Linked DNA regions of Mus musculus: region 1 is linked to region 2. A link is a loop called in an ENCODE intact Hi-C map of the cell type or tissue named here. Cell type or tissue: gastrocnemius. All regions are shown on one strand.

Evidence for each region. A loop is a pair of places that touch in the nucleus more often than their neighbours do. Peaks named below come from ENCODE experiments on the same cell type or tissue, not always from the same donor. Only the 100,000 strongest peaks of a DNase experiment are listed, where the experiment ranks them.
Region 1: it touches region 2 in a loop (2.1-fold over the local background); 3 of 42 quality-filtered maps call a loop at or near these places.

What each region holds. Positions count from the first base shown.
Region 1 is chr12:100,454,095-100,456,594 of GRCm38, forward strand. The region is part of intron 4 of Ttc7b (tetratricopeptide repeat domain 7B); the gene reads right to left. Among named protein-coding and RNA genes, the nearest start is that of Gm36375, 40 kb to the right of the region's middle. In gastrocnemius, a CTCF peak has its summit at 1,499 (motif pointing left); no DNase peak of the experiment used is centred here; H3K4me3 peaks cover 1,178 bases; H3K27ac peaks cover 2,500 bases.
Region 2 is chr12:100,519,514-100,522,013 of GRCm38, forward strand. It overlaps Ttc7b (tetratricopeptide repeat domain 7B), which reads right to left and starts at 1,309. Exons shown (of 20, transcript NM_001033213.1): 1 at 1,058-1,309. The coding sequence starts at 1,178. In gastrocnemius, a CTCF peak has its summit at 1,427 (motif pointing left); DNase peaks (open chromatin) are centred at 391, 1,067 and 1,381; H3K4me3 peaks cover 1,745 bases; H3K27ac peaks cover 1,620 bases.

The sequences.
Region 1 (2,500 bases), 65 kb before region 2:
TAGCACGTGAGTCCTGCCTGACTGATAGAATTGAGCTCAGGTCTTCTGGCTTGGCAGCACACACGTTTCCCCACTGAGCTATATCTCACTGATACTATTCTTTAATATAATAATAACTATTATTATTATTAAGCAAATATGGGGGAAATGTCAATTCCATTAATAATTAAAAATGTAAACTAAGCATGCAAAACACTCTGTTTACCTAGAAAATAATTTCTAACAACATGCCAAGATGCAGAGTCTCCCGAACTGCCAAAGTAACGGCCCCAGGACATGGTAACAAGAGTGGTAAAAATATCCCACTTCTGGAAATTTGCCCCTAGGAAATAATGTATATAAAGCAATGGATAAGCTGCCTGAAGAAAGATGCCAAGTTAGACCCAATAATAAGGCATCGCTTGAAATACTATATAACCATGGAAGTAATGTAAAATGTAATATAAACTGAGAACAGGCAGACAGAAAATGCTTTACTGTTTTGAGGGATGATTTGATTAAAACAAGGCACAAACATGACCATAAGTGACTGTTCCTCTCTGGTTACTAGACTTTTCTGGAATGTTGTACAATACAGGTTGTCCTGGCTAGTTTTGTGTCAACTTGACACAGGCTGGAGTTATCACAGAGAAAGGAGCTTCAGTTGAGGAAATGCCTCCATGAGATCCAGCTGTAAGGCATTTTCTCAATTAGTGATCAAGTGGGGAGTTCCCCTTGTAGGTGGTGCCATCCCTGGGCTGGTAGTCTTGGGTTCTATAAGAGAGCAGGCTGAGCAAGCCAGTAAGAAACATCCCTCCATGGCCTCTGCATCAGTTCCTGCTTCACCTGCTTGAGTTCCAGTCCTGACTTTTTCAGTGATGAACAGCAACGTGGAAGTGTAAGCTGAATAAACCCTTTCCTCCCCAACTTGCTCCTTGGTCATGATGTTTGTGCAGGAATAGAAACCCTGACTAAGACACAGGTCCAGGCAGCCAGATGTCAGGCTCAAAATGAGTGGTGCTAGAGCAGAGGCTAGCCAGTCCATCTCTGGCCATTTCCATTCTCTGTGCTCTGAATGGGCTGAAGTGATGGGAACTGAGAGCAAGGTGGACATGGTCTCTCCACTGTCTCACCTTGGGAAGCCATGAATGCCGTGGCTTGTGTCCTCCTCAGCTCAGGCTCTGCCTCTCTCAGCAGAGCACCTAGCTTGAATTCAAGACACACACTGACCTTAATCTAATCCACTCTGGATCCATCACTCAGCTGTGCCACTCAAGTTCCCTTGCATGGCAGACATCTTAGAGTCAAGCTGTGACCTGTGCTCTCTGAGCTGCTCATTGAGGAGAATGGGGTGCGCTCTGTAATACTTGGGGACCTGGTGTTTCTTCTTGGAACTGTAGCACTAAGCTGGCCCAGAAACAGTTTCCAATGCCTGGCAGTTTAGCTTTAGCTTCTTTTCCAAAATTGGGTGTGAAGAAATAAACTGTCAGCAGAGGGTAGAGTTGCACCCTGGCCCTGCTCCTGCTCCAGAATGCCACCACCAGCTGGCCAGGCAGTATATGCAAAGCCCAAAGACAGGGTGACTTCATGTGCCAAAAGCAGGGCTCAGGTTATGACCGCAGGGATGAGGTCATCTTTATCCATGCTACTGCACTGCCAGCAGGACCTTACAGGGCAGAAAACTTTGCTGTTGGCATGCTGCCTCGATCTGAATAGAAACTAACCAAAGCCACCCTGCATCACTGATAACCCTATCTGATTTGATTTGTCTAATCAAATTATCTTACACATATGTTTGCTATATTTCATTCTCGTTCAGATAACTATCAGAGAACATCATCAGCCCGTGTCTCTATGACCCTAACTTAACAAGGACAACTCTAAACAAACATTTAACACGCAGCTCCCATGGACTCATCTCCCTTGACCCTGCTTCCACATTTGGAACAAGGAGGAAGAAGAGGCAGAGCCAGCACCCTGCATGCTACCTGGTATACAACCATCCTCTGTAAAGGACAGATCTCTAGGCTTCTGAAATCAGATAACTCAATTCCCGCTAGTTCTGCTATAAAAAGAGAAAGCTGAAGCACAAGAAACAGACGAGCAGGCAATTACATGACCCTGAAAGGATTCTTCATAAACTTGTCTCTACATTCCTAGTAAGACAATGTACTTGTAATATTCCAGATTTTCATCTACACATCGGGAACTTTAGAGGGTGTAATGAACACTAAGCTAATATTTGATGTGTGGCTAACAATGTACTGGGAAATACATGACCTGGCTGCTCATCACGATAATGACATGCCAGTTACTGCGGCTATTTATAGGAGTACTGAGACTCCTGAACACAGAGAGACTAAGTGACATGCCTTCAAGTCTCACAGCTAAGCAGCGTCTGCAACAGGATTCCAGCACCAAGTCACTTCACTGGCCTGTTCTGCTGCCTCTCACAGCTTAAGCTGCAGACTCAAGAGAAGGGCGAGGTCAGCCTCCTGCTGAAGGGTCAGTCACTGCCCTT
Region 2 (2,500 bases):
GAGGCTATGAGATTTCCCTGTCCGTTTCTGGGTAGTTCGGGGTGAAGGTTGAAAAGAGTACACATGTCCTTCCTTGAATGAGCAGTGTCAGTCCTTCATTCATTCCCTCTGTGATTTGTCTGTCCCACGCCTGCTCAGACAGTCTTGGGAAGCCAGAGGTGAAGGAGGACAAAATCCTCTGCCCTCTCTGCCCAGGCTCCAAGTGCCTGCCTGTGGTTTTGGCGCGTACGAAAAGACAAGCAAATATTAACCATACTTGCTTCCAAAACAAATAAGGCCACGTGGAGTCTCGCTCTGGAATGTGATTTTGGCTGCAGTTTTGGTTTGATGGGTTGGAAGAACCAATTCAGCAAATGGGGTCATTGGCCAAGTCCAGCCGCCAGGTTTCCCAAGTCAGATCCTGGTTCCTGGGCGCACCAGGCCCCTCATCCAATCAGCTCCATTTCCCTCATTGTTAATACAGTCTCATCTTCCTGCCCAGTAACCTTCTCCCAGACTCCCTGACTCTGTTTCCCTTGTACTCTCCACCCTATCCTCTCTGGGTCTGCAGATTTGACACCCAACTGTCTTGACCTCAAGACACAAATCCCAACCTGCCAATGCCACCCCTGACACCCTCCAAGTCTGAGCTCCCTCCTGGGGCCCTTGATTACCATATGTTCACAACATCTCCATCACAGGACCCCTGAGCACACCACACACACTCTGGTGGTCCCCAGATGCCCACAGGTATGTCCCGGGGGGCTCCATACACACACAAACGCACACACACACACAAGCTCCAACTTCTTGGAAGCCCGGGGCTGGCCTCCGGTCTCTGGGGTCGGTGAACCTCTCCAGCCTGCACGTCAGGACTCCAAGGCTCCGACAGGCACAGCCCGCCCGCCCAGCCGCACGCCGCGTGACCGGAGGACCCCGCGTTCCCCAAGGGCCTGGCCCGCGCACACCGCGCGGCCTGCGCCTCGCCGCCCGGCCGCGCCCCTGCTCGCGCCCGGAGCCTCAGGCCTAGCCCCGGAGGCCGCGGCGGTCCCGCAAGCCCCGGTGCGTCCGCGCGTACCGTTGGCGATGAGCTTGGCCGACAGCTGCTTGACGAGCTCGGGGATCCGCTCCCATTGGCACTCGGAGCGGCAGCGCTCGATCTCCGTCTCCAGCCGCGAGCCCGCCTTCCTGGTCGCCATGGCCGCCCTGGCCGGCCCGGCGCGCGCCCGCAGGCCCCGCAGGCCCCGCCGCCGCCGGGCCCCGCGCCGCCTCCCGCTGCGGCCGCGGGCTCCGGCTCCGGCTCCCGGCTCGGCGGCGTAACGGGAACGCCGGCCGGGGAAGGGGCGGGGAGCGGGCGGCGGCGGGCGCGGCGGGGCCCCGGGCGCCGCGAGGAGCGGCCCCTGCCGGCCAGGGCCGGAGCCGCAGCGGGCCGGGGCGGAGGCCGGACAGCAATGAGGAGCGCGGGACGGTGCTCAGGAGCGAACCTGGAGCGGTGAGGGGTCAAGCCAGGGCAGCCACCCCGAGGATGCTCTGGGGCTCCAAAGGCCGGGGTTTCTAGTGCGAGAGGGCGTGAAGGGCGAGCCTGCCTCGGCTGGCCCTGCCATCGCAGGTTGCTTGTGCTGGCCTGCGCCCCTCCTCAGGCTCCCCTCTGCCCCAGGTAGCCTCCGTCCCCATCATGTGGCCAGAAGCAGTGGAGATTCATGCTCCTCCAGAACCTGCCCGAAGTTCCTTAAGTGTGTGTTGGAAGAAAGTGAGGGAGGACGTGTGTGTGTGTGTGTGTGTGTGTGTGTGTGTGTGTGTGTGTGTGTAGCTGCAAGCCCAGATGCCAGCTCCCTTGCCCTCTGAGGAGAATACCAACTCATAAGTGGCATTTCCAGGCCTTGACCTTGTAACTGAGAGCAGGGGCAGGTGTCTAAGCTGAACATTATTTCACTTGTGTAATTTATTCAGTAACTATAGAGTCAGAGGTCACCCACACAGAGCTAGGTAGTGTTTTAGGGCTGTGGAAACGGAACGAAGTGGGTACAACTTTGCTTCAAAGTGGGTATAAAGTTCATAGCCCATTCATGGAAATGAATTAATTAAGCAAAATAAAGTAGCAAATTAGGTTATGGGTTGGTTAAGGATGGTGTTGAAGTGATATTTGACAGTTTTAAAGATGAGAGTCGGGGGGATATGGGAGGTGGGGAGGGCAGATCATTACAGGCAGAGCAAAGGCCTCGGCTTTACTATATTTGGTGAGTTAGAAAAAGGCCAGAGTGGCTGGGGTGGAATGAAGGCAAGGAGCTGAGCAGATGATGTCAGGAGGGTGGGGGTTAGTCCATGCCCGGCCTTCTGGATCATTAGAAAGACTGTCTTTCTTCTTGGTGAGATAGGGAGCCTGCATGTTAGTCAGGCATGCAATGGCAAGGCCTGCAAGTATGGACATGACCAGTATTTGGGAAAGTTGGTCAGGGAATGTGGCTTCAGGGGCAGTGGGGGTGTTGGACTCTGCAATACTGCCTCTGAGGATGGAGCTGTC